Linked DNA regions of Mus musculus: region 2 is linked to region 1. The links are chromatin contacts, found by Hi-C or POLR2A ChIA-PET in ENCODE. All regions are on one chromosome and are shown on one strand. The core of a region is the stretch at or near the end of the contact, and the rest is flanking DNA. Distances in the headings are between cores, read along the strand shown. Region 1 holds the start of Nppc (natriuretic peptide type C). Region 2 holds the start of Dis3l2 (DIS3 like 3'-5' exoribonuclease 2).

Region 1 (4,368 bases), core at 1,515-4,014:
GTCAGGAGGAATTGAAGATTTCAGTTTGTTGATACTTTTAGATTTATTTTCAATTGTGCATGAGTCTGTGTCTGAGTACGGTATGTGTACATAAGTATAGTTGCCTGAAGAGGTCAGAAGGAGACATCAGAACCCCTGGAGCTAGAGTGTCAAGGGGTTGTGAGGTTTCCCCCAGGTTCTCTGCAAGAGCGATTTGTGGCCTTAATTGCTGAGCTATCTCTCCAGCCCCCGGGCAAAGCTTTAACACTGAACAGTCAGCTCAGTGCCTGGTCCGTTCATTTAAGCTGCTCAGTGGGCTGGACCACTGCTCCTCCATCTCCACTGGGTTCCCAGAGCCAAAGGCAGGAGAAGTAGACTTCCCAGAGAAAGGGAGCTAAGATCCCAAATCTAGGCCCAGGAAGGAAGCCATGAGGAGCAGCAGACCTTCAGTCTCTGAGCACATATGTGTCCATTGCCTCCCTGCCCCAATGTCCCTACAGCCCACCCCCAGACTCTCTGCCCACAGGTTCCTGCCCCAACAAAGGAATCGGTTCAGTAGCAGCACCAGAAGCGGCAGGAAAGCCTAGCCCAAGGTTAACTCATCCAGGACCTACCATAGATGACTACACTCAGAGATCAGAAGCTGTAGGTCATCAGAAGATTCCCCTGCAGGACCAACTTGATGGCTTAATGTGCGAAGGGGCTTGCCACCAAGAAGCCCAAGTTCCTCCCTGGGATTTACATGATGGAAGAGAACTGACTCCTGCAAGCTGTCCTCTGACATCCACACACACACCAAAATACATCACAGTACACACATGCCTGCACCACACACACACACACACACACACACACACGAATGCACGCGCACACACACACACACACACAAATAAATAAATAGATAGATAGATAGATAGATAGATAGATAAATTTTTCCTTGAAGAGATGTCGATTGTAGTACAGATGTAGTCATCCCCCACAAGACCATGGGTATCATCAGTTTTACAAAGCCTCAAACCTCCTGAAGAAGACCTAGTTACCAGCCCATTACCAAGACAGGATAAAAGAAAACCATCTGTAGTCCTTTAGAAAGTAGCTATCAAGACTGAACAGTCCCAACTTATCCTTAATAAGGGGCCTTATAAGACACTGCTGCGGTCTCAAAGCTTGGATGGTACTCTCCTGCCCCTTAGGCGAAAGACACTCCATGAAGCAGCTGAAGGCCTCACCCTCATCTCCTTTCTCCTCTCTCTCTCCCTCTCAAGCACAACACGGTTGTCGTTTCGTATGTAGTAACACAGAAAGGCCATGGAGGGAGGAGCTGAATGGAGATGAGCCACCAACCTTCCAGAACTGACAAAGGACTTGAAACTGATGTCTAGATCTTTCTTTGGGCAATATGCTGACTCAAATCAAACCTCACCTGTGAGTCATTTCCCAAACGAAAGGCTGGAAGGAGCTTGTGGTCCTCATTTGGAGTCTTTGGGTTGCATGCTAGGAAAGGACGAGGAAGTAGACGGCACACTCAGTACACTCTTGCTTCCTCTGTATCCTCCAGAAGCATTGGGTCCTCTAGACCCATGTCCATCCCAGCAGTCTTCCCACTACCCTCTCTTCCCACTTCCCTTTCTCTGTAAGAAGCTAACTGGCTCCTGCTTCTCGTCCTCTCTCCCAGGCTCTTTGCTCCATGAGACCACAGGGACCCTGCCAACATTCATTTCCCTCGCTCAAGCCTGCATCCTGCTCAGGAGAAGGGACACAAACTCTTGCACATCACTCCATTCTTGAAACTACAAGTTCTCTCGTGGCTCTAAATTGCAGAGCTCCCTAGAGTCCGATGGACCAAGATTCCAGGTCAAGGCGAGGAATTGTGTGCAGCAGAAATAAGTGGCCCGGTCCCTATAGCCAGAAGGCAACTACAACCCCAAACTCAATGGCGATGGCCTATTGAGGCTTGGAGCTGGTTAAAACCCAGTACTGCCCATAGTTTCTTAGGGTATTCAGGACACTAAAGTGGACATCTCCACCTTCAGGAAGGGCCAGTACATCACTGAAGGAAAGCTACCTGCCTCCTAACCTCCCAACACACACACACACACACACACACACACACACACACACACACACACACACAAACTCCTGGCTCACACTCGTGGGTTGATGACATCCTCTCACTCGTGGGTATCCGAGACTTACAAGTCTCCTTTGCAGCTACAACATTCAAGCTCTCCCTCCACTTCCCACTGGGATCTACTAACCCCATCCTCTGCCGCCCCCATGTTTGAGCGTGTAGACATGGTCAGCCCTTCCACCCTGGCTAGCGCGTGGCAGCATTTGTGAAGAGTTTGGAAACAGAGCGATCTGTGTAGATTTTGGGCCGCACCAACTTTCAACCTGTGTAACTTTGCATAAAGGACATTTCTTCTAAGCCTTTGCACCTGCAGAAGGAGTACAGACACGTATCAGGAGCAGCAGATACACAGCGCAGGGACGCCTAGAAGCCTGAGTACTAGGGCGAAGCGCATTCTACAAATGGAGTTCTTTTCTGCGCGCCGCTTTGTGGCTTTGAGCGCAGCGAGCCGAGCCGCCGGCTCCTTCGGAGGTGGGATGTGGGTTGGAGCAGAAGAGGGAGCCCCCGTGGCCCCCTCCCGGCCCCCTCCCGGCCCCCTCCGGGCCGTCGATTCGGCCGCGTGCGCTGTGCCATTGGCCCTGGAGGCCCGGTGGGCGGGAAGATGACATCAGCGGCAGGTTGGATTATAAAGGCTCCAGCGGAGCCACGGACTCAGAGCGCACCCAGCCGGCGCCGCACAGCAGTAGGACCTGTGCTCGCTTGGCAATCCTGCTCCGCATCCGCCTATCCGACTGCTCACCGGCAGTCCCGGCTGCAGACCGTCTGCACACCTCGGTCCCATCGGCACCATGCACCTCTCCCAGCTGATCGCCTGCGCCCTGCTGCTCGCGCTACTCTCGCTCCGGCCCTCTGAAGCCAAGCCCGGGACACCACCGAAGGTGGGTGCTGTCGCGGGGACGCTGGGCTTGTGAGGGGCGTGGAAAGATGTGGTGCGCAGGAGGGAGCAGAGAACCCGGAAAGGCAGACCCCCTCGGACTTGCTCCCTCAAAGCGGGGACTTCTCGGGTTCATTTCCCAGCCTCGGGAGAATGTCGACACATGCACACCTCCCGTGCCCCAATGTGCCCAGCATGACCTGCGGCACGGGAAGAGCAATGGGCTCCCCGGAGGAGCAGGCAAGAAGGCTGCGTGGCAGGTGGATGCTGGACTCAGCTGTCCCGCATCGGTGGAGGCACGCTCATGGCTGAGAAGGGCCACGCCACTCTGGGCCCCGTAAAAGTCATCTATGCTACATCGGTGCACTCTTTCACCTGTCCACTCTTTTCTCCGACAGGTCCCGAGAACCCCGCCAGGGGAGGAGCTGGCGGATTCCCAGGCAGCTGGTGGCAATCAGAAAAAGGGTGACAAGACTCCAGGCAGCGGGGGAGCCAATCTCAAGGGAGACCGATCGCGACTGCTCCGGGACCTGCGTGTGGACACCAAGTCCCGGGCTGCTTGGGCCCGCCTTCTGCACGAGCACCCCAACGCGCGCAAATACAAAGGCGGCAACAAGAAGGGCTTGTCCAAAGGCTGCTTTGGCCTCAAGCTGGACCGGATCGGCTCCATGAGCGGTCTGGGATGTTAGTGCAGCTACCCCTGGCGGCGGTAAGTAACACCATCGGACGCTCCCCGCTCGCCTAGCTCTGCACCCAAGAGAGCCAAGCTCTTATCACTGTCCTTCGCAGACTGTTTGGTTTCCTCCCTGATCCCTATGTTCTGTGACCTTCCCCCAACCAATTTAGGCATGGGATCAAGTGTACCCAGACATTTGCCTGCCACCTCACATATCCCATTTTACAGATTTAAAAAACAACAACAACAAAAAAGTGAACACGGGCCAGGTCAGAGACCAGGTTCAGCCTTAGAGTACTCCATCTGGCTTCCTCTAGAAAAATAGAGACAGGCTTATGCAGTCCCAGCCTCCAAACCCACCACTGACCACTGGCCAGCTAGCCAACTGGAAACTTGTTAGAGAGATCCTGGAAAGAGGGAGAGAAAGATGTACCACCAGCCCTGTGCCAGCAGCCAAGCAGTCAAGTGCTAGGATGCCTTTCTGGGGCTGTTGTCCCTCAGGTGAGGCAGGCATGCAGATATGCCTGCCCCCTCCTAGTAGAGAGAACCTCTGTGGCAGCAGCAGGGCACTCTTCTGCCTGGGGCATTCTGAATCTTAGCCCTGCTCTCAACTCAACTGTGGGCAAACTGGTCTATCCAGGGTCCTGATGCTGCTGCCCTGGGGCTTCCGAGATGAACCTTAGGCTGGTGACCCTGTTTCAAGAGAGA
Region 2 (3,990 bases), core at 1,222-3,721, 33 kb before region 1:
CTGATTAAAATTACTTCTAATCAACTAGCCATAATGATCTCTTTTATATTTTTGGTTAGGAGTCTAGCCCTTAAAAGTTGAGCCATCTCTTCAGCCCCAATTCTTTTTTTTCCCAAATAAAAGAAAAATGAGTACATCTTGCAAGTGGGATATGGAGACTTCTCAAATTATAATAAAGCATGAGAGGCAATGAGATGGCTCAGGAAAAAATGCATTTGTCACAAAGTCTGACCACCTGAGTTCAATCCCCAGAGACCCACCTGGTAGCAGGAGAGACCCCCACAAGCCTACACACACACACACACACACACACACACGCACACGCACACGCACACGCACACACACACACAAATAGATGTAAATTTAGTGGTTTTTTTATTAAAATTTACAAAATATAGGGAGCAAGTTGAAGAACAAGGAATGGGAAAACAATACAAAGGCTAACCAGTGGTAGAAACACAAAGCATGCTATTCAGACACAAACACACTATGTCATCCCAACCCAACACACAGCCTAAGTCCCTAAGTAGAACCTTCCATAGAGGCTTCTCTTTATTCAAAGCACAAAGAAAAATTCAGCTTGCCTACAGGGTCCAGCAGAATCTGGACCCACGCCACTGCTCCAGCCCTCTGTCCTACCAGATTGTTCCATGTGGCCCCAGCTCCCTCTCTAAAGCTGTACCTTCTGTCCCTGGTCCTCTCCAGCCACTCTGCCAGCACAGGGTCTCTGCCCTGCTATCTTCAGTGAGACTGGAGCACTTCCTTTCCCACGCATCCCGAATCTCTCCATTCATATGCTGCATTTGTGACTTCCCTTAACATATCACAACTGCAGCTATATTGTCTGCTAAAGACAGAAGTCACATCTGAATTCATTCTTAACTCCACAGCCAAGCACAGCACCTGCTGAAGGACTGCTAAGGTCTTCCTACAGCTTAAGTCAAGCAGAGCATCAAAGACGGATAAGCTACACACACACACACACACACACACACACACACACACACACACACAGGGTTGGGGGGTCATACCATAGATAAAACATAGTAATTGGTTGCTGAGTAACCATTGTTTTTGCTGTCTCCTGACACAGCGCCTGCTACACATTAAACACTCAAAAATAAAGAATATCAGTCAAAGAGCAAAATTTCCACAAGACTCTTAAGTCTCACGTATTAAACAGTAACTCTGCTTAAACTGTTGTGTTTTACATAAAAATAAGACTGACTGCAGAAGCAAAAGATCTAGACGGGGTAAGAACATGGTGTGTTCTTAAAGAAATGGATCAGGATCAGAGTGACTTTAATTTTTTAAATAAGAACTAAACCACGTGAAAACGTTTCCCAAGCCCTAAAGAATATTATTTACAAAATTATTTCATTCGCTCAGTTCCCTCCAATACATAGTGTATCTATCCTTTAGAGGCAAATCAACTATGTTCCTAAAAGTCCCACCCCCTAACCTACTACACAGCACTGAATACCTACCACATAGATTGTATTTAATCATATGTCATCTTCTTGTTTTCCCAATGGTGGAATGTGTACAACCTCGTATGTCTTCTAAAACTTATTTCAAGTGCATTAACACTACAGGTGCTTAGTACTGAAACTAAATGATACCATTTTCAATGATGAATCTCAAAAGGCTCCTGAATTTTATTCCTAAATAATTCTGCAAATTGTTCACAGCTATGTTTTCACGCCATCATTCTATTAAGAACAGCAATGTCTAAGGTCTTTTTGGTGTCACTTGTCCAAACTCAAAAGAGGTTTTCGGTGCCACTGTTATCTTTTGAAGTGTAAATCAGAGATATATTTACACCTGGCCCTATTTAACGGAGTAAATTTTACTTGCAATCTTTCCCAAGATTAGTCAGGTCCCAGGACGTCCCTTCTGTATAAAACTGGACACCACAACAGCTAAAATACAATATACTGTCCACAGCTCATTCCTAACTGCAAAGCTAACTCCCGGGGAAATAAATGCTCGGTTCAAAGCGTATAGACACCTGATAAAGTCTATATCACTTTGGAAAGCTCGGGTGATCAGCAAGCGCTGCCGCTCATCACTCCGGAGGCACCACAAGCCTATCAGCCTCCATCAGGACCCACGAGAGAACACGTCCCCAGGTGCCCCAAGCCTCGGAAAGTCGCGGCTTCCCAGACACCGACTCCAGTCCCCTCTCCCTCCTCTCGCACTGAACTGAAATATAAAAAGTTAGGGCCCACGGGGCGTGAGGAGCCTGAGGCCGGGTCGGGGCCGGCGGAAGGCGACCAGAGGCGCCGCGGTCGGGCGCCCCGTGAGGCTAGGACGCACGGTCCCGGCCGCGAAACGCGGCGCGGAGGGAAGGCCAGGCCGGACGGCCGGGGCGTGCGCAGGGGGAGGGGGCAGGAGCCTCACCGTCGCTCCCGGGAGGCCGGCGGCGCCGCAGACCCGCAGTTGCTAGGGAGAATGCGCTTCCGGGTCACGAGCGAGCGTTCCGAGAGCGACGGTGGCCGGGTTGAGCCAAGAGCGAAGCGCGGGGCTAGTGGGCGGTGGAGGCGGTGGTCGCTGCAGGACCACGGGATTGAATGAGGGGCGGTACGAGGCTCATCCCGCGTGGGCGGCTCCCGCCTTAGCGACAGCAGCCTTTCTGACTGGGGTCCCTCTCGCGCTATCTGGATCCTAAACCCACCACCCAGCCGTTGTCACGTTGCAGGTTCCACCTGACTTTTGGATGCTCTCAGCACCAACGCCACCACCTTCCTAGTTACCAAGTCTTTATTCATCCAAGCATTGGCCCATCACTCCTTCACTGGACACCTGTACAGGACTAGGTGCATTGTTGGCACGCGCAGGCTGGTAACCAGAGAGGTGACAGTGTCCAGCTAGCTCAGATGAGCGAAGGAAGCTATAAAGCCTGTGCGAGAAAGGCTAGCCTAGGCAAAAGAAGAGAAGAGCAAAGAAACCTCAACCAAGTGGAGGGGGAGAGAAAGTGGGTCAAGCCATGGAATACCTGCAATGTGGTGTTAAGGCTGCAGGAAGGCAGCATGGCCTGATAGGCAAATGGATCAAAAATTGAAAACATGAGGACTCTGAACCACAGAGAAGGAAACCCAAAGAGCGTCCTGGGAAGTATGAAAAGGAAACAAACAAACAAAAAAAGTTAGTGAGGAGCTGGTCACAGCTGCCAACTGTTGTGGAGATCATGTGTTCAGTGATGCCAGTAGAATAATCAAAATTCAATACTACAATGTCAAAGTAGGGAGTGGAGTGCACTTCATTGGACTGTGAGTCTTTTCATGATTGGTTTAACCAGCTGTCTACGTGTGAAGGAGGCAGCTTCGTTTTTCTCCATGTAGCGTCAAGAAAAGAAGATATGGGAAACTTCTGGATTTCTTCCTGCTTTAAGAAGCCCCACCTTGGTATAACTTCCATGCTTGCTTAAGGAATGAGCCTGCGGATTCTTATTTTATTTTATTTTTTCTCGCTCCTCCTCAGATCCTTTCAGAACCCTTAGACAAACTTGCGTGTAAGCAAACCTTGCCTGTTCTAACTGCAGAGAATAAATGGCAGAGGTTTGGGGATTCTGTGACTAGTAAGCAGGATAGTGGAAACAGGGATGGGGAAATCCAGTAGAGACAAAGAACAAAGGATTGGAAAAACAAACAAACAAACAAATGGGGTATGGGTGGGGGGCAGAAATGGGAGGTGAGCTAAGAAAACCAAAAATAAACTCAAGAATAGAATGGCAAGGACAAAGGAAGGAGAGTCAAGATCATTAGTGTCTAAGACCACATTTTGACTGAACATCTGGTGTGAAGGCTGAGTGCATGTACTACCATGACTCCTAAGTCTAGTGAGCCTGTCTTCCTCATGTGAGCTGAAGGAAGTCCACAGCACACTTTGTAGTGGATGGGGGCTAAGAGCCTTGCTCCACATGCCTTTCTGGTCCATGTATAATCCTCCTAGAACAAGGGTGCCCTTAAGCTCTTCCAAAGGATTTAG

Evidence for each region. Hi-C counts contacts between places; a loop is a spot of excess contacts on that map. ChIA-PET counts read pairs that join two places held with the same protein, here RNA polymerase II (POLR2A).
Region 2: a loop to region 1 is called in a map of regulatory T cell, with 1.9 times the contacts of the local background. The contact joins the promoter of Dis3l2 here to the promoter of Nppc in region 1. A Hi-C loop is called at or near these places in 1 of 37 maps with a recorded cell type or tissue (regulatory T cell). POLR2A ChIA-PET finds 5 or more read pairs at or near these places in 2 of 5 experiments (Patski and embryonic stem cell).

The regions. Positions count from the first base shown.
Region 1 is chr1:86,668,969-86,673,336 of GRCm38, reverse strand. It overlaps Nppc (natriuretic peptide type C), which reads left to right and starts at 2,764. Exons shown (of 3, transcript NM_010933.5): 1 at 2,764-2,988; 2 at 3,383-3,693. The coding sequence starts at 2,899. The coding sequence ends at 3,673.
Region 2 is chr1:86,702,285-86,706,274 of GRCm38, reverse strand. Dis3l2 (DIS3 like 3'-5' exoribonuclease 2) reads right to left here and starts at 2,471. Exons shown (of 21, transcript NM_153530.2): 1 at 2,404-2,471.